3 separate regions of the Homo sapiens genome follow, and all the other regions are linked to region 1. A link is a loop called in an ENCODE intact Hi-C map of the cell type or tissue named here. Cell type or tissue: mammary epithelial cell. All regions are shown on one strand.

Region 1 (8,000 bases):
GTGGCAGAATATTACAAGGTCTGTGAATATTACAGACCTTGGCATTATAAAATCAATAGCACTGCTGGGTGCGGCAGTGGCTTATGCCTGTAATCCCAGCACTTTGGAAGGGTGAGGCAGGCGGATCACTTGAGGTCACGAGTTCAATACCAGCCTGACCAACATGGTGAAACCCTATCTCTACTGAAAACACATACAAAAATTAGCTGGGCATTGTGGTGGGCTCCTATAATCCCAGCTACTCGGGAGGCTAAGGCAGAAGAATCGCTTGAACCTGGGAGGCGGAGGTTGCAGTGAGTCGAGATTGTGCCACTGCACTCCAGCCTGGGAGACAGCAAGACTCTGTCTCCAAAAAATAATAAATAAATAAATAAATAAATAAATAGAATCAATAGCCCAACGGCAGTATGTTAGGTGTGAGCATGATAGAAAGTGTGAAGGACTTAATTTTCTCATTCTTCATAACAGGGAAAAATAAATGCTAGGATTTAAACATGTAATTTAGCGGGGAGATGGCCCCTAATCTCTTAATGTTCTCCACAAACCTGGAGTGATCTTGTAAAAAATACTCATTTTGCTAACAAATCGAATATGTAAAGTTAACAACTGCTTTTATTTCACTCAAATTTCCTTTCCTTTGGTTAAATTCATATGGAAATATGCTTCATGTATTTTATTGTTTAAATTGACATATACAGTATAATCTCATTTTAATAAAATTCCTTTCCTTCCTTCCTTGCACACTGCCTCTCTTCTTTCCTTCCTGTTACCCATCCTCCCTCTCTTACGTCTCCCATCCTTTCTTCCACTCCCACTCCACCTTCCAAATATATACCTAGACAAACATCTGGAATGATGTTGCCTAATATTAATTCTAGGTTTGGGGAACTAGGGTTTGTAATGATTGCCCTCCTCTCTCCATTTTGGCAACATTTTGCTATATAGCTTGAATGGTTTATAAAAGCACTTATCATTTTAATAAAGACAATATAATACTTTTTTCCAAAAAATTATTCGTATCAATTTTATGGGGTTCTCTTGAGCACTGAATGACATGACCAGGAAAGCACCTGGCACACTGTGGCAAGCACAAGTCCAAGATGGCCCCGAGATTTCTTTCCAGTGATGTACATGCCCTGTACATGCTGGTCCTTCTACCTGGAATGTTCTTTCCTTCTCCCTTTAGCAAATTTCTACTCATCCTTCAGGACCTAGTTCAACGTGAAGAAGTTCCTGACACCTACACCCAGCCAATCAGACCCTCTCTCTGGAGACTTAACGGGGACAGCAGAAAGGGTTAGCGTGCATTCACATAGCAGCAGTGTCCAAGGGTAACTGTTTAGAGGTCTTTGGCACCAAGACTACCTGGCACAGCCCAACTCTTGCTTTATTGAACCTTGTCTTCAGGCTTCCTGTATTCCACCACCTTCCCGGTATCCTTCCAACAAATTGTTTTTATTTAAAGTGGCTAAGTCAGTTTCTGCAGCTTGCAAGTTAAGTACCCAACTGTTGCCCTGTCTCCCCAACATTGAGTTCCAGGCCCTCAGAAGTTTGTGGAATGAATTGAAGTCATGCGGAGGGTCATTGTAACAGGCCATCCTTCCTGCGACCCAACCTCCTGAAGGATGGGACAGGAGACAGATACCTGTGCTGCCTCTGTGAGATGTCTGGAGCTGGAGGGCAAGGCACACACGGACAGTTCTTGCTTGCCAAGGAGCTCTGCCCATCTTAGGGAGGGGAAACGGCTCCAGAGGCTAGACCACGTGCTCAACGCCACACAGCCAGCGGAAAAAGCAGAGGGCCAGGCGTTTTTGCAAACATGCTGGTTTAATCCTCTGTGTGCGCCTCCATACACAGGGTCCTGACCTCGCTGTCCGCTCACTCGGGTGTCCCTTGCGTCCACACTCCGCCTTACACACAAAGGGCTCTCAACAAGTGCTCACTGGCCCCTAATCCTCCCGCCGGGCCCGGGAGAGCAGAATTAGCAACAGCTGCATTTTGCAGATGGGGAGACTCAGATGTGCGAGGGCTACCCCAGGGCATCCAGGTGTGATGTGGGGGTCCCGAGACGCGTCGCCAAGTCAAGATACCCCGGAGCTCAGTTCGTTCCTCAGCCTGAGCGGTGCCCACGATGATGGAAGACTTTGCAAGACCCCTCCTGGGTCGTTTCGAACCGAGCTGCCCTAGAGCTGTCGGGTAGGTGAGGGGGAGACAGGTGCACGAGCTGACCTCGTAGGTGACCGAAGAAGGGGAGGGAAGCAGGCCCGATGGAGCCGACCTGTACCCGACGCAACCCGCTGTGGGCCGAAACGGGAGCTAAGCCAGATGGAACAAACGACCCCCAACCCGAGCCCGGCGGGGCGAACAGGACATCCCGCGTTGTTCCACCTGCCAAAGAGGGCGAGCGCGCGGGCCGATCGGAGCAGAGCGAGAGGGCGGGGCCAAGCGGAGCGGATGGGGCCAAGTGGACGAGCCGAGGGAGTGGGGCGCAGCCGAAAGTAGCCGAGTGAAGCCGAACAGAGACGAGGCGCGGGTCGGGTGGTGCCAAGCGGAAATGAGTGGGGCCGAGCGGGGCAGGGTGGAGCCGAGCGGAGCCGGGTGGAGCCGAGCGGAGCCGAGCGAGTGAGAAGCCGGAGGCCGAGAGGGCCGGGCCGACTTGAAGAGGTGGGGATTGCTGAGGGCTGGTCTGTCGGCTCTGGAAATCCTGTCATACTGTCACTTTTGGATTCCGCCGTTTCCGTCCCAACGGAAAACTGGGGCTCCTGGATTCCCCTGACCCGAGTTGTAACCACCGACGAGAATCTTTTTCACTGGCGGCCTCGGCGTCGGCATTTTATAAAATGAGAGCGGGGAGGGCGGCCGAAGACGAGTGTGCGGAGCCTTAGGCCCCCCGCTCGGGTCCGCTTTTCGTATATTCGGGTAGGATCGGATGTGGTGTCTTCCGTTGAAGTCCCTCGGCTCCAGTTCACCTGGGAGCGGGTGGGGGTTCTGGGGAATGTCACTTTAAAGACTTTGCTTTTGGGGAACGGTCCTGGCGCCTCCTGTGTAGATGCTGTCACTTGAGGTCTAGAAAGGGTCAGTGCGTGACGCAACGGACGCCGGGGAAGCCTGGTCTGGATCCCGAAGTCCAGCTCGTTTACCTGCAACAGGCTGGAGGTCCCTGCAGCCTGGCTGTGAAGGAATTTTACCCGGGGGGCTGCGCCTCTGCCCTTACCAGGGCAACCTCACTGAGCCCCACTGTTTATATCTGTAAGATGAGGAAAGCGATGCCTTCCTCTCAGGCTGCTGTGCAGCTGGATGGGGTGGGGGCTCTGTATTTTGACAGTGTTATCATGTAGTCATATATGGAAAAAATGTCCTTTTATTTTAAAATAAAAACATTTAGGTACCAGGCACTGTTCTAGGCAGTGGGGATATAGACGTGAACAAATCAACCAGTAATGCCTGCATACATTCTAGTAGGAGCTGCTGATCCAGTGGTTTGGCACAAGACTTCAGGCAGTGAACATGGGCATGAAGCACTGAGCCCTTAGGTATCTGAGCCGTTGTCACCCACCGTGCCTGTGTGCTTACTGCTGAATTGCTCTAAAACACAGATCTGATCATGTGGCTTAGTTGCCAGCGCCTGTGAGATAAAGACCGTCAGGAGCGGGCCCTAGCCTACTTTTCCAGTTGCATCTCCCCATCCCTTCTGTAAATTTTCAGGAACACCTGGCCACTCACTCTTCCCAGTACATTCCTCTGCTGTGTATTTTCTAAGTGCTGAGCTCAATGTTAGACACGAGATGGCGCCAGAACTGTACTGAAGGCTTTCTCTAATGGCCGCGGAGTACTCCCCTACCTGTTAACTGGCTTGGTTATTGGAACCTTTAGAAAGCCCCTTAGCATTTGTTTTATAGACAGCCCATATATTTTTTAGTATAATTCTCAATGAATTTTATGTATTGAATAAATTTTCTAGATATAAAAAGGAAGGGGAATATTATGAAACTTACTGCCCCAAGGGTTTCGGTACCATCATCTACTCCTCAGAGAGCAAGCCAGGCCGTTTTACTCAGAAGCTCATTAAGGTTCCTAATTCACTCACAATCTCTTCCTACAGTGTTGTTGCCGGGATGCTTTAGGGAACTTGGCCAAGGTAGGGGAAATTCCCTTCTCTTGGTTGGGCTCTGATTTTTTAAACCAAGAATGATTTTTGTAAACCAAAAATTTGGGGAAATTTCCCCCAAAGTCCCATTTTCTCCCCAAGCTAGTATTAGGTAAAAATCAGATATTACCTGCCCTGGTTTCTCAGCAAAATTTATTTGAAATGTGTGAGATTGCAGGCACCTCCCCATCTGAGGAGAGGCCACGAAATGGAATTTCATCCAAAATTAAAACAGATGTGACCTGGTCTCTGCTGGCATCCTTTATAGATGAGTTTCCTACAAAGACAATCTGTTGGGGTGGGGAAAAATCTTAGAACGATAGAAGTAGTTAGTATTTCACCTCACTTTTTAAAATTTGTATTTGTGGCCGTGTAATGTAGTGTACACTATGAGTCAGTTGTATACATCAAGCCTGTGTTTTTCCATGACGAAAAGATTGCTAGAGGACAAATGCCAAGAGCTTTGTTGGTTTTCCCAGGATCTTCTAGCCAAAGGGGAATCACTGGAACCTGAAGGGACCTCTCTAGGAATGTCTTCTGTAGGTTTTGTCTTTTCACATCTCAGCCTCAGTTTCTTCATCTATAAAATGGTACTCACAATGCCTTCTTCATGGAGTTGTGAGAACACAGTGAGATCTTGTGTGTAAAAAGGCTTTGAAAGCTGTGATGCCGGGGCAGGATAAACAGGGCTCCTGTTAGACCACACAGCCATCTTTGGGCATGGTGGAAATGGCACCCCTTTCTCCTGGTGGATCCAAACCCGTGACAGGGTACATGACTTGGTGAGTTGAGCCTTACCGGATTTCAGTCCCACTTGCCCATTTGACCAGGCACCCTAAGGCAAAGTCTGCACAGGGTTGTGACAACACTGTGGATCAAGTCCAAGTTCATACAGAGGAGCCTACCCTGACTGCCTCTCCCCTTCCCACACCCTGTGTTTCTACCAAACTGAAGCCATCAGTGTTTTGAAAGCAAAAGATCATTTCACCCCTCTGTGCCCTTGCATGTACCTTCCCTTACTCTAGGTGCTCTTGGTGAACTCCCACTCAGTCGTTAAGACCCCACTTAAGCAAGTCTTCAAGTCTATCTCATTTGATAACTTCTCCTTTTATGTCCCTCCTCTTCTTCCATCTGAGTACACTCCTCTATCCTAGCCATGACGCAATTATCTTTTCTGTTCTGCTTCTTCTGCTAGTTTTGGACAAAGATGAAGAAACAAATCTAGAGACTGGATGACCTTGGATCTCAGGTAAGTCCATCTTCAGCATGTGAGCTTGTTAACACAGCAGTTTCTTGTGAAGAGCGGTCACTCTGGGAAGAAATTGCCAGACTGTGGAGCTGCTCAAGGCCAGACAGCATGATTTATTCACCTCTTGGTGCCTGGCTTGCACCATGCCCAGGGCCTGACTGTTGGGTGCTGGTAAGTAACTGTGGACTGATTTACTGACTGTGTCTCATAATTGCCTTCCTGCCCTAGCTGTGAACCAAAGCCGTGGAGATGAAGGAACTCTGGGAGTGAGTGAGGGAAGAGCAGTTGGTATACAGACAGGGTGTTCCAGCTGCAAGAGGAGGGGAATGCAGGAATTGTCTTTTAAATTTGTTATCTGCACCTGAACTACACGTATTCTTTATCCTTGTGAAAAATAAAAATAATTGCAGATTAGGCTGAAATCCAGCCTTCACAGAGGTATCTGCTGTTCTAAGTGGATCAATGTCTGCATGTGGTTTATATGTCTATTAGTATACATGCTAGCTGCAGTGCCAGAAAAGCTTCCAAATCTCAGTTGCTTAACACAAAAAAGTTTATCTCTTGCTCAACACACAGTGTGATGTGGTCGGGAGGTGACTCTGGGCAGCTGTTCCAGAAGGTGTCTCAGGGTCTAGGCTCAAAGTAATGCTCATCCCTTGCTTCTAACCTGTGGCAGGAAGATTGAGTGGGACATTTTAGGGGCTCAGCTAGAGGTAGCATATACTGAGTGTTGCATATTCCAACAGCCAGGACTCAGTCACACTGTCTTAAAGTAACTGCAAAGGAGACTGGGAAATGTAGTATTCTTATGTGGGGAAGATTTGTGAGCATCAAGCAGATCTTGCCACAATAGTCATGCCTATCAATAGGTTATATATTGTATTACATGATGGCATGAGTAGGCAGTAGAATAAAAGTGGTTGAATTTTGGATATACATTATTTTGGCTGTAGAGTAGGCAGGGCTTACTGATGGATATACATGGGGGATAAAGGATAAAAGAAACCAAATCTGATTCCTGAGTTTTGGCATGTGCAACATGGGGGTTTGTAACACTGGATTCTTGACAGAGAGGAAAAGAGACTTGGAGCAGGAAAAGTATTATTGGTGTTTTTTTTGTTTTGTTTTGTTTTGTTTTGGTGGGAGGAGTTCTATTTTTCCATTGTTAAGTTTGAATTGCCTATTAGATATTCATGTGGAGAGGTCTGCAAGCCACAGGAGAAGACAGGGAAGTAGATCTACATTTGGGAGGCATAGGCATGTGGACAATATTGAATGCCAGGAAGAGGGTGCAGATAGAGAAGCATGGAGAGCCTTTCTGTGAGTCCTGGGGCACATCAATATCTAGAGATGGAGCAGAGGAGAAGTCTATGACAGAGATAGAAAAGAACATCCAGTTAGGTAGATGGAAAACGAGGTAAATGTAATGACATGGATATCTGAGAAGAGATGATTTCAAGAAGAAAGGTGGGGCCACCTTGCATTGAAGACCACTAAGAAAGTGAGCAGGAGAGTGACTAAGAGGGAACCATTAGTTTTGGCACCATGAATGTTACTTGAGGCTCTCAGTGGAACCAGTGTCCTTTCCTTCAGATGCAGGAAACAGAAGCCAGTTGGATGCATTCTGGGAGAATAGGAGTTGAGGAAATGGAGGCAACAACCATAGATAGATACTTTTTATGACTAAAGAGAATGAGATGAAAGGATACCCACCCAGGGTATTAACACTGGTGGGCTCTGAGATATGGGATCAGGCTCATTCAGGAAAGTCTGTATATTGTTCTCATTTGTGGCCACTGAACTCTCTGTTTTGCTACCATGCAAATCAGCTATGAATTGGAGATATATTTTTTTAAAGTATAGAACTAAGACTCTTGGACTGCTGAGGGGCACTGTGTGTGTGTGTGTGTGTGTGTGTGTGTGTGTGTGTGTCTAGGCATGCTCTCAACACTTGGAGAGGCAGTTCATGACCCTGTCTTAGATTTTACTTCTGGCTCGTGCAGAGCTTCCTGGACAGCCTCAGGTGAGAACCTAGGGCCTTGTCATGTCTTTCCTAGCATACTTATAGTCCTGAGTATGCATGCTATTCCTATGCATGCTTAAAGCCCCCCATGGACACTTTGTTCCCTGGATTTTACTTTTTAAAAGCTTTTTTGGTTAGCTTGTTATTTGATCCACTCTTATCACTACCTCAGGCAGCTGCAGTATTAAACACTTGCCATTGATGATTTTTGATGAATGCCTGTGGAGAAAAGGCCTTTCACACTGCAGGAAATCTGAGTGAGGTAAAATAAAGAGAAGACCTTTGAGTGGCGCTTTCTTAGGAAGCTCCAGATTAAATAAGGACAGTTGTCTAGGATTGGGGTGTTGGATGTTTCAACCTGTTCTTCCTCTCCAGTAGCTGCTAGGTTGCAGATTTTAACTATGATTACTGATTTTTGATTTTCAAAGGTGCTGTGCAGTTGGGATAAAGTGAGTAAGAATAGAGCAATTTATATGCCAAAAGAAATGCTGTCCTTACCAATATTCAGCCATTTTCTTGAATAAATGCTCTCTGGATTATTATAAGATTTTGGTTAATTTCTAGAGTTCTGAAAGACTTGA
Region 2 (8,000 bases), 220 kb after region 1:
CTTAAATATGAATTATCCAAACCCCTTGTAGTAAAGCATAATCTCCACCCACTTCCAATTGCTTATACGGTGCCAATTCCTTATCACCAATTTGTTTTTCCAGTGATAAGTGGAAAAGGATGGAACCTTTTGCCTAACCCAAGTCGAGTTGGGCAGACAGTTCGAGAATCTCTGCTGTAAGTTACCATGGCTGGAAGAACCCAGCCCTGAAAATCCAGCACCATTATGTAACACTCATCCATTCCTTTCTGCTTTCTAGTAAATGTTGACTTCCTGGCTAGATTGTAGCTTCATGGGCAGTACCATGAATGAATCACTCTATGTCCCTAGGGCTTGGAACTGTAGATTCCATGAATGCATCAAATAAATGGGGTACATGACATGGTCACAAAACAGTAACACCTTGATTGTGACCAAAATTTTAACAAAAGAAATATCGTTTTTAAATGTGCAAAACTCTGTTAAAAGAAGTCGTTAGGGTCTGTCATGCCTTCCATGCTTGGCCAGCTCCAGGTTCTTAGCTCCTAATCAAGCAAGGTTTAAAAAAGCTCTGGATATAGAAAGCAGTTCTCTACCTCCATACACCTCCCAACCACAAATCCTTGCATTTTAACCATGCCTTCAAGCTTTAACATGGTGGCGCCTCATTCTCCAGTGTGGCAGGCAGCTTCCTGTTACTCGTATTCTTGTGTCCCTCTCCTTGAGTGTGGGCTGTGTCTCACTTCTAACAAACAAATAGACTATGGTAAAGTTATGGAATGTCCGTTTTGAGATTAGGTGATGAAAAGGCTCTGGCATCCATCTTGCTCTCTCGCTTGCTCTGATGGAAGCCACCTCCCATGTTGTGAGCTGACCCTTTAAGGCAAAGGCCATGTGGCAAGGAACTGAAGGAGGTGTCTGGCCAACAGCCAGTAAGGCACTGAGGCCCTCAATCCACAGCCCACAAGATTCAACCCACTGAACCCTCCCAGAAACCACTTCGAGCGATCTTGAAAGGCCTGTCCCACCTTGAGATGACTACAAGTATCATAGCCTCATGAGACACTGAGCCAGAGAACCCAGGTAAGCCATGCCCAGATTCCTCGTTTCAAGCTATTAAGTTTTAAGGCAATTTTTTACATAAATAACTTAACACATTTGAGACAAATGAGGCATTACTATGCCACAGCCTGAAAACTGTCTAGCAGTTACCTTAGGCAAGTTAATCTATTTTCAAACAGGAAGAGCCTTCCCCACCTCATAGACTAACTGTAATGTCTGTGTGAAGGCATCTGCTCACATATAAAATAAGTAAGCTTCCTTTGAACTCAACACAGAAAATTTTAACGGACTCAAATTGGTTTACCAATATCTTTCAAGAGGAATTTCAATTGAATTGTTCATAATTTATACTTTTTTATATAGAAAACATTTTTAACTAGTGAAAACAAAGGACACATTCAAAATCAGGTAGAAATCATGTTTCCTTTTAATTGAATACTTAATTCACAACGTTTCCTCTCTTGCTGCTACTCTGGTAATAATTAGGTCCCCACCTCTCAAGAACATTGCACCTGACTAGACTGAGAGCCAGTGTGAACATGGGCCCCAAACCAGGGCTTTCGGAATAACAAGGAACAGCCAAGCCAGCCTCTCCCTTCACTTAGAAAGGGATTATGAATGGAAGGGTCCAAATCTTCATCATCCAAACACAGAAAACCAGGAGCTCAACACCTACATGGAAACCAAAATGTATCAGGAATAAAGTACAGTACCCCTTCACATACTCAAGGTCAAGATGGGTTTGCAGAAATCATATCTGACCATCTGGCCTCTGCTAGTAGATATGGCCCCATCCCAGCATTTTTAAGAGATGTTTTTGTTGTATTATTTCCCCAAGGGGTATAAAATCTACCAAAAGGAATATAATGAATCAGAATAAATCAGCTCACTCACAAGAAACGTTCTTGGGTAATGGTTTTTAGTTGCTGAGCTTATTCAGCACATTATTTAAAAGTGGCAAAATTCAGGGCAATCTGAGAATTCAAAAGTGGCGGCCACAGGTTTGGGTAGGACACACATACATACAACCCCCATTTTTTTCAGTGTATATGTCAAGATGTCAAGACCTCAAGACCTCTGATCATCAAAATAAGTTATTTTGTATATTATAATGCACAGGACAACAGAAGGAAACTTTCTTGGAAGGTGATGACAAGGCCTTTTGCAAAAGGTCCACTCCAAAAGGACTGGTGCCCAGTGCCTTGTGGCCTTCATTAACTTGATCCCTCCTCTTCTTTGGTTGCAGTGGCCTCAATGGGAGCTGTTTCTTCTGCTTGTTCTGCTGGCTTCTTCTCTCTTTCCTCTTCCTCATCCTCATCCTCTTGGGGATAGAGGTCTGGGTATTTCTGCATGCATTCCTGCATGGCCCGGAACTGGTCTACACAGTCTGACCCCTTGATCTCCTCCGTGCTATAGTGGAAGCAGGAAAAGGCTGACTTAAACTGTTCTCCACAGGGACCGCTGGCCATTCCCCCAAGGCATGGGCAGTTCCAGTTAATGTTTCCATTTGGCAGTATCAATCCTAGAACAGGAAGATAGAGAGATGTTCTCTAAAGTTTCAGAAAATACAAAACTAGTCCAGTCCTCACAGGCTACTGAGGGGGTGCAGAACAGGAACTATTGTTGCCTATGGACCCACACCTCGATTTGGATTAGGTTTAAAGCCTAGCACATATCCAGCATTCCTTGGCCCACCTGGGAGAGAAGCCACCAATGACATATTTCTCCACGTGTGACACTAATTTATTCTAAGCCACCTCTCAGTGCTCTGAGGCTGTGCTCCAAGAATTAAATACCGGGACCCATTTAGCCCAAAGAAGAGGAGATCACTTGGATGGTTAGTGAGGAGCTTTTTGAAAGCCCAAACACTTTAAGGAACTGAGGTATTGATCTCCTCTTTCCAATCCCCCTCCCCATATGGATGATCAGGACCACCCCACCCCCATGCTCCCTGCCCCCCTGAGCCCCTCTTGCCCTGCAGCTGCTCTCAGAAGCTCAGCATAGCCTGGGGACTGGTGAAAAGGAGGAGGTTGCTCCTTATGTACTGACGAAGAAAGATGTCCAAGACATGCTGCACAATGAGAAGCTGGTGGCATACCATTAGTGCGAGTGCATTCTTGTAAAAATCAACCAAACCTGTTAAACTGCACATATGTGTTGGGCAGGAAGCAAGGTTATAGATGGGTTTTCATTTTCACTATATTAATAGGCTTCTTACTTTTGACTTTTATACCTTTTCTTATCATTGAACTTTATTCACATCTAAATAGTATTTCTTGGTTTTCCAAAATGCTCTCAAAACGATGGCTTCATTTTCAGCTTTGTGAAGACATGATTCATACAGAAGTTTCTTACATGATTCTTATTAAGAGACTGAAAGTACTTTCTAAGAGAGCCTCTAAAAGGTCCTGTGAAATTACACATGATTCTTCACTCCAGGGCAGTACCCAAGCCTGGCACTCTGCACTAACGTCCAAAGTCCTAGGCGAAACCCCGCCTGCCTTCAATTCCAGCTTGGGAAGCTCCACTGATCAATGGATCTGCTGTAGCTATTCCTGTTCCTTACTTGTAAAATGGGGACAGCAAGGACGATGCCAACTAGTGCTGCCCCCTTAGCAGGCGCAGACCCCCAGGACCATCAGCAGTTGCAGATCAAGTTCTCCTGCATTAAGCTACGTTTGGTAACTCACATAAGCCTTCTGACAACCTTCTGCAGTGGGTGCTACTAACCCCAGTTTACTCATGCAGTCTCTGGGGTTCATGGTCCAAGTGAGGACTGCAGACTGGGCTGACAGGATTCCCAGAGTCCATGCCCCTTCCCCTACATCTCACCACTTCTTGAAATGGACCTCAGTGCTGGAGAAACATTTGCAAATGCTGCCCCCTGGAGCTTCAAATCTGCTCACAAACCTGCACAACCAGTTTCCAAAAGAGGTAATACTGACATTTAAAAATTACAACCCAGTACAAATTGACCAGGTGGTTGATTAAAAAAAATCATAACAAAAAATGTATAACCTAGGTCTCCAGGAGTCCTTGTTTCATTGTTTCTTAGGGGCAGGTAAGCTGGAATGAGATACCTCCTCACAAAGCACATGGTGCCAATTTGCATTTCAGGGACACAATATAAATCCACACAGAGGGTACCTTTGGCATGTTACATAAAGCTCAGATGCAGTGTGTTGTCAAACATGCAGTCTAAGGCCTGAAGTTCCAGTCTCTGGCTGAGTCAGTCTCCGCCCCCGCCCAGGCCCCCAGTTTTCTCATTGGATCAGATGATCTTTAAGGCCCTCTTGATGTTTTGATTCTAGGAAAATTAATTCTGCCACCTTTTTTCTTGGTACTCTTAGCTATTCCAAGCACCATCTCAGCTGCAGAGCTGGATGCTGGAAGGCAGGTAGATGGCATAAAATGGTGGCTTACTTGGTCCACTTACTAATTTTGCAGTTTAAGAGCTTGAAACTTGGGTCCCAGAGTTCTTTGCGTTTTATAGGCTTCTTTTTACAAAGTATTCACTATAAGGGGCTGTAAAGCCAAATGCATCATATGGTATACCTACTATCCAAGCAGATACATTGCAAGTGACAGAAGCAGGTAAAAAAAAACAACAGGGACAGGAAAGAATGGTGGGATCTGGAGGGGGCAGACCAGTCTAAAGGCAGATACGTACTGCTTTTAATAACACTGTGAGGCAAACAAAACAAGGCCCGATTTGTCCTGCAGGCCTCCACAGTCTTGATCAATTAATGAAATGTGCTTAATATGGATCTAAAGATAAGCAAGGTACTAGAATTGACATGTAAGCCCTGATCAAGATTACCCTTGCAGCTGTCTTTCTCAGAATGCTAACACTTTGTATAACGTCTGCATTTCCCACTGCTCCCACTGGGTGCTGGATATGTATTTTATGCTTTAACCCCTAGGAGCAGTCAGGGCAACAAGTGAAGGGTCCTACAAGGAATATACACACATCAGTTAGCATTTGAGAAATTCCAATCAGGAGCCCATATTCTCGAGGCGGCTGCTTCAAGCTCTTCAATTACCAGTTAGCACTAGAAGATTAGTTGTCATCATGGACATCAGAAGTGGTTTTTGATTGGTGAAGTGACTACTGTACAATACGTAGATTGTTCATGGACACTGCACACACACATCCACCTCACACGGTCTGCAGTAGTAAGTATCTAGTGAGTTTAGCAGCCCAAATCCTTTGGAACAATGTCCTAGGCCTAAGCGACCACTGTTATATTCAGCCATTAACCAAGGAGTGAGCAACAGCTCTGACTAGGTTAGCTGACTCCTGCTGCTAGAAAGCTGTCTGTGGCAAGTGACCTTTTCATGTAAGGTGCTTGCTGGAGCAGTTAGAGACAGCAGGGACTTCACCAACCTTACAGAACAAGGTGAATGACTGTCTACTTGCTAATAAAGTTGGTAGATGTGGCAGAATTCAGTCTGGCAACTTGTCTGAGCAAAAGCCCTGTCACCTTAACCTACCTATAACTGCTGGAATCTACTAATACCCTCTCCCAAAACTTAGCTGTTGTGCCAGGGAAGTACATCAGAACAAGGCTGGAAAGCACAGTCCCTCAAACCTCTGAGGAAGATAAACCACTGCCCTCAGAGATGGTCTATGGCTGAGAATAGATACCTGAAAACTTGGCCTTGGCTAGGAAAACATGGGAAAGGAATTAAGAACACTGAGCTTCTCCCCAGTGCCCTGGTGTGGGTCCCTGGGAGGCCACATGTCACTCACCATGCTCCTCGTATGGATCGTTGGGGTCATCAGCCACCAATTCTGCACTGCTTGGAGTTTCATGATCTTCTTTGGTTACAAATATGATTCGATCCTTCCCTAGTGTTTGGAGAACAGAGGAAGAAATATTTCATTCAAGAGCAGTGAATCAGCTTTAAACCCAAAGCAGCCGCCACACAAACCAAGTTTGAAGACTCTCCCATATGCCATCCCTATGTGAGGTGACTATCAAACTGCTCTCATATGCTAGGGGTAGCAAACAAAAGCGGATGGATAAGGGGCAGGGCAGGAAAAGAAGCACTGAAGAAAAAGAGTGTCCTGGGGTTGACCCACAGGGTTCAGAATGCATAAAAGTTGAAGGAAGACTGAGCACATTGGCAAAGTGAGTGTGCAGTGATGTGGGTCCTCAGCCTACAGATCACTGCAGCCCACATAGCTGATGCGGCCACAGGCCCCTGCCTCTGAAAGGCTGAGGACACAGGTGGTCTGAGAGGGACCACAGCCAGCACCCCCACTAGGCCTCTGGGCTCCTAATCGTGGCCGGAAGAAGGAAGGGTCATAAGGTGAGGAACACTGCAGCCGTTCCACTCCCCACAGTCCAAGAGGCCGGGGGACCATTTCCCAACAAGTATAATAACTGGAGGGGGGCAGTGGGAGGAGCACTTCTCAGATCTTTTTAACTGTGACCATCTGCAGTTTATTTTTTTAGGACAAACCCAACAGTGGTTAGGGTCAGGACTGTGGTCCTGTGAGGACCAGCATGGGAAAGCCAGCAGGCCTAAAGTGCAGAGCACCTTGTTCACAACCAGAGCCCTCACCCTGGGGCCTGGCTGCCGGAAGGTCTGAGGGCTCCAGGAAAACAGACCAGTGAGAGTCAAATGCATTTTATATTAGGAGCTTCTCCTCACTGGAGGCTGGGTGAGCACAGAAAAGCACATCAGTCCTGGCCAAACCAGGGTGGGTGCATTCACTGCCTTAGAGTGACCCCCTATGAAGTATTATCACCCTCAGCCCCCATGGAGTACAACAGAAAACCAAGGCTGAGTTAAGCAGAAGGGAGGTCCTTACAGCCCTCTCTGCTACACCTTGTAGCTGTCAACACTTTACCTCACCTCCCTAAAAACTTTGGCCATCAGCTAACCACACCACAGGTATGTGTCAGATATTCCCATTGTGGGCAAGGAGCACCTTGTCCTCAGTACCCCACACTGCACGGTGGGTCATCAGTTTCTCCAGCTGTCCCCAGAGAACAGACAGAGCCAGTCCATCTTTTGGTCCTCCGTGTGAGCTCATTCCTCCATCCTATCGCCACCCTGAGAGGGAGGTAGCAGCATCCCCTTTTAATGGTGGTGAGCCTGAGGCTGTGAGTAGTAACTTGCTGGGCCACACAGGACAGGATGCTCTGAAGTCTACACTGTTGGAGATCCTTTCTACACACCCATACTGCCCCGCACCAACATTTGCACAAGAATAATCGACAGCTGACACTGAGCACTTAGCATGACTGGGCACTGCCTGAGAGCTTGTGCACCTTGGGCAATGAATAAATACAATAAATTCTGACCCAACCTCGGCCCCAAAAAGCTTAGAACCAAGTGAAATGTTTGCCAAGTAAACAAACAAGATCTTTCTTGTACTTTCCTGGTGAAGGTGAATGACAAATTCTACAGACCAACTGACCATGCATTCTGATCCTAGAAGATCTGGGGTACTGGGACCCTCATCTGGAAGGGGATAGGAGGTGCCAAGCATTTAAGAAGACTTCTTCAGGTATGGCCAAAAGTGCCTGGCAGAGAGCCACAGTGCATGGCTCTGAGTGAGTGGCCACTGTGGGCGCAGAGGCCGGACCTGCAGAAACGTGGCCCTGTGAAAGCTGCGGGCATCTCTGATCACTTTATACTTTTTGTTTATATTTAGAAAAGTTCAGTCACAGCTATGCTGAGGGGAAAGCAAGGAAAAAGGTTTGGGCCCATGCTTGGGCTGAAGTAATTAAGGAAGAGGCTTCTGGAAGGAAGGGGGCAGTGACAACAAAAACCGAGCGACATCTCCAGTGAGAAGGACAGTTCAGGGGACAGAGGGAGGGCACTTTGGTGCCTTACGCCATGCCCACACTGCACAGGGTCTCTTACACTAGAACAGAGTAACAACAAAAAACCCTCAGCACACGGGGCCAGGACCCCCAACCCACTGGAGGCTTTTGCTCCCA
Region 3 (8,000 bases), 1.0 Mb after region 1:
AAGGAAGGGGCTCACATTTTGGCCGCAACGTTTTTGCTCACCTGTGGGGGTTACTGAGGAATACAAGATGCCTGTGCACAGCGGAGCTCAGGGATCCTTTGAGGACAGAAGCCTGGCGCAGCCTTCTGGGGCCAGGGTCCTCTCATAGGGTTTCCCTCTCTCCAGATGAACGATGTGCTCCTGTACACCTATCCCCAGAAGGATGGGAAGTACCGGCTGAAGAACACATTGGCTGTGGCCAACATGAAGGTAAATATCTGGTGCCAGGTACCCCCGGGTTGGGGGACAGGGAGACCCCAGGGGAGAAGGGGACAGCATCCTGCTCCCAGGAGCACCCAGACCAGCTGGAAGAGGGAGGCCCTGCGGAAACAGTGTTGGGCTACAGCAAGTTTGTGCTGTAAGTTGCCCAGGGAAAGGGGAGGGGGATGGAGGGCTTCTTGGAAGAGGAGACTGAACCCTTAGAGTGGATAATATTTGGTCGGATCAGGAAGGAAGGGAAGGAGGGGCATCCTATGAGGAGGAAAATGCATAAGGAAGGGCCTGGGTTGGGGGAACAAGCAGGTGGTTGGTAATTTTTTTAATTGTGATAAAATACACATATCATTTTAAAAGTAACCATTTTTAAATGTACAGTTCTGTGGCACTAAGCACATTTACATTGCTGTGTATCCAGCACCACCATCCATCTCAGAACTCTTTCCTCTCCCCAGACTGAAACTCTGCCCACATTAAAAACCAACTCTCCATTCCCCTCCTTCTCAGCCCCTGGCACCTACCATTCTACTTTCTATGTCCATGAATTTGACTACTATGGGTACCTCGAATGAGGAGTCACACAGTATTGATCCTTGTTTCACTTAGCACAGTGTCCTCAAGGTTGATCCCTGTCATCTGTAGTATGGGTCAGAATTTTCCTTCCATTGTGTGGATAGACCACATGGTGTTTATTCAATCCTCTGCCGATGGACACTGGTGGCTTCCACCTTTAGGCTGTTGTGAGTAATACTGCTGTGAATATGGGCATATGTGTGGGGCTTAGCTCCGTGTAACTTGGTCCTGAAGATGGGAACACTTGGGAGCTGTTGGGGACTTTGAGGAGCAGGAGGTTTTAGGAAGTTAATTCTGGTGCAACAGGAGGCTGAAGTTAGAGAGGGCAACACTGAGGTGGGACAGTGGAGCCGCAGGCGGTTGTCATTGTCAAGGGCAGAGGCAGGGATGGCCAGGAGAGCTGAGAGAGGCACTGTGCAATCTCTCTTGATCCTGTAGGCTCTTTACCATGGGGAAGGGGAAGGAGGAAGCACCTTTCTCAGCATGGAGGTTTGTTCCCTTTTGGAACCAAAGGCTCCACCGAGGAGCCTGTTAGAAAAAGGCATGGGAGACGTGGTCACTGGCAGGTACTTGTCCAACATGACAGTGCACCTGGGGTTGCCCGGGCTGGGCCCTGAGCATGACGCTCTGCAGCCTTCCCAGCGGTGGGTGAGTGGCCAAGAATGATGGAGCTGGCAGCCAGGCACCTTCCACAGCACCTACCATCACAGAAAGGTATGCCCTGAGGCTAGAGAACGGCAGTAGGTGGACATGGTCCCTCTGTTCATCTGCTGCCAGGAGAAGCCGGTCTACACTTGCCCCTCCCTGCCCCACCCTGAAGGAGGCTGCTGTTGGTTTTCCAGGTCAGCCGCCCTGTGATGGAGAAAGTGCCCTACGCTCTAAAGATTGAGACTTCCGAGTCCTGCCTGATGCTGTCTGCGAGGTACGGGCAGGTGGAGGGAGGATGGCGCACAAGGCAGAGGTGTGAGCATGGGAAGGTTCAGAACAACAGATAAGGATGTGCTGTTTTTATTTTGGTATCCTTCTGGGTCAAAGTATCCTTCTGGGTCAAAGGACTTTTTTTCTTTTCAGTGTTTCTTAACCTTTTGGGGAATTTGATAAAAACTTTTCTCCCCCCAAAAAATGTACACACTCATAAAATTTTATATATAACTTCAGGGGTTTCTAGAGCCCATGGCTTAAATATGGCAATAGCAATGTCTCATGTTTGTGGAGCTCTTTATGGATGATTGGGTCTCTACAGCAACACGAAAAGTTAAGGCCAGTAAAAAATGTATTGTGTGCTGCTGTTCATAAAGTGGCCTGCCTTTTTGCGTTCCTGTCTAGAAGATGAGAGAAAAAAAATAATAAGTGAGCGTTCATCACTTATGTTGCCCTGTCTGTGTGGTGTCTTAGTCCATTCAGGCCACTATAACAAAAATACCAGGCCGGGCGCGGTGGCTCACGCCTGTAATCCCAGCCCTTTGGGAGGCCGAGGCGGATGGATCACAAGGTCACAAGATCGAGGCCATCCTGGCTAACACAGTGAAACCCCGTCTCTACTAAAAATACAAAAAATTAGCCGGGCGTGGTGGCAGGCACCTGTAGTCGCAGCTACTCGGGAGGCTGAGGCAGGAGAATGGCGTGAACCGGGGAGGTGGAGCTTGCAGTGAGCCGAGATTGCACCACTGCACTCCAGCCTGGGCTACAGAGCAAGACTCCGTCTCAAAACAAAAACAAAAACAAAAACAAAAATACCATAAACTGAGTGACTTATAAACAACAGAAATTTCCCACAGGCTGCAGGTCAGGAAGTCCAAGGTCAAGGCACTGACTGATTCGGTGTCTGGTGAGGTTCTGCTTCCTGGTTCAAAGACGGTGCCTTCTCACATAGACAATGCCACCTCATGTGGTGGGAGGAGCAAGGGTCTCTCTGGGGCCTCTTGTATAAGGGCACTAATCTCATTCGTGAGGGCTCCACACCCATGGCCTCATCACCTCCCAAAGGCCCTGCCTCCCAACACCAGCACCTTTGGGAAGAGGATTTCTGCATTTGAATTTGGGGGGACACAAACATTTAGACCACAGTGGGGCATGGCATTTCTATCAGAAAGGTCTGCATTTTCTCCAGGCCCTCGGGTTGCCTGGGATCCTCATCTCTGGCTTCAGACCATGACCTTAAAGAGCATCCCCTTTTCCTTCTTTCAGGGCAAGGTAAGCTCAAGCTCTCGGGGGCTTGGAAACCAGGGAGGTATGCCTCCAGCCAAGAGTAGCTCTTCAGCCAGGGACGTGCATGGCAGGGGTCAGCAAGGCTTCTGGGGCTTGGGTGTCTACTCTCAGCAAGCACATGAGATGGGATGGCAGCAGTGCCTATCACATGGGGGTTTATCCTGCATTGGGCGGTTCTGAGTGTGAAATGGGATCTAAATGCACTCATGCACATGCACTCTCATAGATGCATTTTCTCATTAAAATCATTTATTAGGTGGGGCATGGTGGCTTATACCTGTAATTCCATCAATCTGGGAGGCTGAGGCTGAAGGATTACTTGAGGCCAGGAGTTTGGGACCAGCCTGGGCAACATAGTGAGACCCTGTCTCAAAAAAAAAAAAAATTTAAGCATTTATTAGCCACACCTCAGTGCCAGGTCTGGCAACAATTTAGCCGTTGTTGTGCTCTCCAGGAGCCCACATTACAGGTAGGAGAGTTGTAAACTGCTTCAGATGCAGGGCAGTAACTGCTGTAACAATTAATAGTGGTAATGACAGCAGTAACAGGCATTGGACACCTGTCAGGCCCCAGACGCCGCCGTGATCCTCATCACCACCCTTAGAGCTGGGGTTTGCGGCTCCTTCCATGCATAGGGAGTTGAGGCTTGCAAAAGGGTCACACAGCCAGGTGAGGTGGAACTGGAGTTTGAACCCAGGACTGTGTGGACCAGAGCTCTTATCTGTTACAGTCTACTGCATGAGGGAGTAGAAAAGGGCTTGGAAACCCAAAGGAGGGACTGCCCCATCTGGAGGAGTGAGGGAATGCTTCCTGGAGGAGGTGATGCCTGGGTGGGGGTCGTGGCCTCACCTCTCCTTGTGATAAAATCAAGGGCAGGAGGCTGCCAGCAAATAGTTTCTGTTAGTCCGGCCATGACTTGAGGGTGGTGACGATCCACACGTGGGCCTTCAGGTGGGGCTGCCCATCTCCCAGGGCAAGGACAGTGGCCTTTAGCATGCCAGTCACCTTCCTGCTAGTCCAGACCCTTCACACTTGAAGCTCCCAGGGGACCGCAGGACCCATTCATCACATTTTAGGGACATGGTGTCTTGCTGCCCACAATGCTGATTCAGCCTCTGCCCTGCAGCACTGCTCCCGCCCAGGCCAGCGGGCCCTTATGCTTGCTTTCCGGGGCAGGCTGCACACTTACCTGTGGTGTAGGCGCGGCATCTAGTGGACACTGTGAGAACTTCACCCAGCTAGCTGGCACCCAGCCCAGGCGTAGCTCTTGCCACTCAGGAAGCCCTCCCTGGTGCAGAGCAGGGACTTGGAAAGTGCCTGTTGGATGACTGTCTGGGAAGCTATGTGGGGAGATGAGGAAGGTGGGAGACACAGATGTTTACCTTTGCCAGCTCCCACCTACCCCTCATCCTCCACAGGTACCCAGCCCTCTGTCCCCTGCCAGCCCGTTTCTCCTGAAGTGTGGGACCCTCTGGGCCTTCCTAATGTCTCTTGCTTTTGCACAATGTTGACAATGTGGTTCCACGTCCCACATCTCCCTTCATCCCCACAGCAGCCCTGGGAGTTAGGGGAATATCATTATTCCAGTGTAAGAAGAAACAGACCCAAGGACAGCTAATGGACCAGTGGTCTGCTCGTAAACCTAGTCTGGCAGGTGATCTCTTCTTTGCTGGTGGTTCTGGGCAGTGTGAGAGGTGCAGGCTCAAGGGGCATCTGAGTGAGAACCTCATCCATGCCGAGATGGAGGGTGGGAGGCAGAGCTGCTCCTGCCTTTGCTCACTCCAGCCCATGCCCGCAGCTCCTGTGCAGAGAGGGACGAGTGGTATGGCTGTCTGAGCAGAGCCCTCCCTGAGGACTACAAGGCCCAGGCGCTGGCTGCATTCCACCATAGCGTGGAGGTGAGTGGGTGGGCAGGGCCCACGGGCCACCAGCTTCAGAGACCTGGGGTTCCCTGGGCGGGCATTGCTGTTGCCACTCACACCCAGATGGACGTGTAGCTCCTGTCTTGGGGCACTGGCTCCCCCCACACCCCTGCCATGCTCCCACCCTAGTCAGGGGCGGCCTCCGTGTAACCTAGGAGCCCAGCACCCACAGTCTTGTTCTCACAGTCTGGCTGTTTCCCAACCAAGGGTGAGCATCCTGGAGGGTGCAGGAGAGGCCTTTCACATCAGACCCACTCACCCACACATCACACACCCTGCACAGAGACGCAGGGCAGGGCTCACTGGGCTCTGCATCTGGCTGGTCTCCTGGCCACATTCCACATTACTCAGCCAATTCTGTTGCTGCAGATACGAGAGAGGCTGGGGGTTAGCCTTGGGGAGAGGCCCCCCACCCTGGTGCCTGTCACACACGTCATGATGTGCATGAACTGCGGCTGCGACTTCTCCCTCACCCTGCGGCGTCATCACTGTCACGCCTGTGGCAAGGTGAGTCGCTGCATCTGGGGTGAGTGTGTGCATGGGGGTGGGGTGGGGGAAGGGCATGTCCCTGCCCAGCCGGGGGCTCAGGGATGTCCAGCAGCTACTGTAAGCCCCAGAGTGAGGCATGTTCACACCAACCCGAGAGGAACAGATTGCTAATTCCCATTTTATAGATCATCAAACCAGAGCTCCAAGTCCCAGGCCTCTTCCACACCACCACGTTTTCAACAGAAAACCGTAGCATACGTGGCTATTGTGCTTGGAGAAAAAAGTATCATGTAGTGGTTAAGGGCGCGGGCTCATCAGAAAAGCAGATAGGCGCTGGCTCAGAAACAAGATGAAGCCTTGCCGGAAAAGTAGGGGACACGCACAGCTCCATGATCAGAACCTGGGGCTCCCTAGGGGCAGTTGTGGGTGGATTAGCAGAGGGAGCGGAGGGGAGGGGTGCAGGTCTCCTTTGCATGCACTGAGAGGGGTGAGAATCTTCCCACCTGGGCCTGCAGATCGTGTGCCGGAACTGTTCGCGGAACAAGTACCCGCTGAAGTACCTGAAGGACAGGATGGCCAAGGTCTGCGACGGCTGCTTCGGGGAGCTGAAGAAGCGGGGCAGGGCTGTCCCGGGCCTGATGAGAGGTAACCTGGGGACCACTTGCCTTCTTCCAAGTGGCCTGGTGGCTTCTCCCCAGGCTCCAGTGGCTTCTCTGTGGTCCATGGTTCATGCCTGAAACCGCTTTCCCTGGAGGGAGTTATTCACTCCATGGAGGGAGGAAACAGAGGTTCGGGCACCATTTTCCAATATGTGGATTCTGTGGAAAATTGATCGGTGTCCCCAGAAGAAGAGCTCTGTGGGTAGCTAAGCTTAGGAATCAGTGTGTGTGTAAGGGGACAGAGGCAGGGAGCTCCTGTGTCCTTTACCATAGAGGCCCTCTTGTCAAGTATCCTATAGGCCTGTGCCTGTAGCGCCTTTCTGGGACTAAGGACTATATAAGCGTGGCAGCAGAGGAGCTGGGGTCAGGGAGGGGTGAAGCTGTTCCACACAGGAGCCTTGGGAAGCTGAGCCGGCCCCTGAGAGACCTGGTCAGTGCTGAAGGGACAGGCCTTGCCCAAGCAGGGTCAAGTTCCCAGGAAGGAGAGCAGGTGTATCTTGGGCCTAAAACTAAAGTCTTTCCCTGGCCTCCACTCCACGGGGCTGGACTAAGGTCATCAGAGAAGACAGCCCAGTCCCTGCTACCTGGAGGCCTGGAGGTGAAGGGCTGTCCAGCGCCCTGGAAAAGCGTCCCCTCCCCAGCCCCCATAGCCTTTGTCTGTTCCTGCAGGAGGGAGGGAGGAAGAGTGCTTGACTTTCAGGTCCCACTTAACCCCCATGGCTCACATTCCTAGAGGGATTTTACAGGAATCAGTGTTCCAAAGACAAGCCGCAGGCACGCCTCTCACCTCCCTTCCATGTGGCTTCTTTCAGTTACAGAGCGGCCTGTGAGCATGAGCTTCCCGCTGTCTTCACCCCGCTTCTCGGGCAGTGCCTTTTCATCCGTCTTCCAGAGCATTAACCCCTCGACCTTCAAGAAGCAGAAGAAAGTCCCTTCAGCCCTGACAGAGGTAAAGCAGGCAGGGCTACCCAAGTGGGAAGTAGGGCATTTGGAAGGTTCATGGTCATCCTGGGTAGACGGAGTCAGACCCTGCCCTGTCCCAGCCTGACCAGTCTCTTCCAGACAGAGCATTCCTAATGGAAGCATCCCAGCTACGAGGACCGACTTGACAGTGATGGTGCTAGGCGACATCTTTCCCATCCTTCTCTCTACCTCTCCCCTCCTCCTCTTTCTTTTCTCTCCTTTTTCTCCTGCCCCATAGCTTAGATCTAGTACCCAAGCAGACTGCACAGATCACGGGGGCTCTTCATTCTAAAGGAGCCAAATTCCTGTGTTGGTCCTTCCATGTCATCCCCTCATCCTAGGGGTCCCAACCCGGCTCAGGTGTTGACGTCCCTGGAGGCCATGGGCTCCGCAGGAAACTTCAGAACTGGCTAAACTCAATTGTATCCCACAAATAGGACCAGATTGTATGTCTGTATTTCCATTCACAACCACAGACCAATGTATGTCTGTGAATACACAAGGAGTCCACAAGTGTGATCAGCTGCTTCCAAGTTAGTCCATTAATATCAAGTAGCAGGTAGCAAGGGTTTAAAAAAGTGTTAGGGAATGGAAAATTTAAATAGGTACAGTTTTATCCATTAACTTGTTCCTTTTGCAAATTAAAAATCTTGGAAATCACACATACGGCCGGGCGCGGTGGCTCACGCCTGTAATCCCAGCACTTTGGGAGGCTGAGGTGGGCAGATCACGAGGTCGGGAGATCCAGACCATCTTGGCTAACACAGTGAAACCCCATCTCTACTAAAAATACAAAAATCAGCCGGGTGTGGTGTCATGCAGCTGTAGTCCCAGCTACTCGGGAGGCTGAGGCAGGAGAATCGCTTGAACCTCAGGGAGGTGAAGGTTGCAGTGAGCTGAGATGGCGCCACTGCACACCAGCCTGGCGACA

The links. A loop is a pair of places that touch in the nucleus more often than their neighbours do. Peaks named below come from ENCODE experiments on the same cell type or tissue, not always from the same donor. Only the 100,000 strongest peaks of a DNase experiment are listed, where the experiment ranks them.
Region 2: a loop joins it to region 1, with 18 times the contacts of the local background. A loop is called at or near these places in 79 of 110 quality-filtered maps.
Region 3: a loop joins it to region 1, with 15 times the contacts of the local background. A loop is called at or near these places in 14 of 110 quality-filtered maps.

What each region holds. Positions count from the first base shown.
Region 1 is chr3:13,892,961-13,900,960 of GRCh38, forward strand. LOC105376957 (a long non-coding RNA gene) reads left to right here and starts at 2,624. Exons shown (of 3, transcript XR_001740602.3): 1 at 2,624-2,919; 2 at 5,343-5,396. RefSeq lists an enhancer at 2,735-2,874. In mammary epithelial cell, a CTCF peak has its summit at 3,786 (motif pointing right); DNase peaks (open chromatin) are centred at 2,491 and 3,781; H3K4me3 peaks cover 1,353 bases; H3K27ac peaks cover 602 bases.
Region 2 is chr3:14,110,632-14,118,631 of GRCh38, forward strand. CHCHD4 (coiled-coil-helix-coiled-coil-helix domain containing 4) reads right to left here. Exons shown (of 3, transcript NM_001098502.2): 2 at 5,795-5,893; 3 at 1,446-2,563. The coding sequence ends at 2,256. Among named protein-coding and RNA genes, the nearest start is that of CHCHD4, 10 kb to the right of the region's middle. In mammary epithelial cell, a CTCF peak has its summit at 3,925 (motif pointing left); no DNase peak of the experiment used is centred here.
Region 3 is chr3:14,917,084-14,925,083 of GRCh38, forward strand. FGD5 (FYVE, RhoGEF and PH domain containing 5) reads left to right here. Exons shown (of 20, transcript NM_152536.4): 12 at 166-249; 13 at 1,671-1,750; 14 at 4,835-4,934; 15 at 5,328-5,465; 16 at 5,963-6,092; 17 at 6,925-7,055. It overlaps LOC105376963 (a long non-coding RNA gene), which reads right to left and starts at 6,979. Exons shown (of 4, transcript XR_007095829.1): 1 at 6,894-6,979; 2 at 5,218-6,265; 3 at 4,226-4,376; 4 at 3,264-3,400. RefSeq lists enhancers at 4,043-4,542, 5,058-6,257 and a silencer at 7,102-7,281. In mammary epithelial cell, a CTCF peak has its summit at 4,252 (motif pointing left); DNase peaks (open chromatin) are centred at 1,578 and 4,238.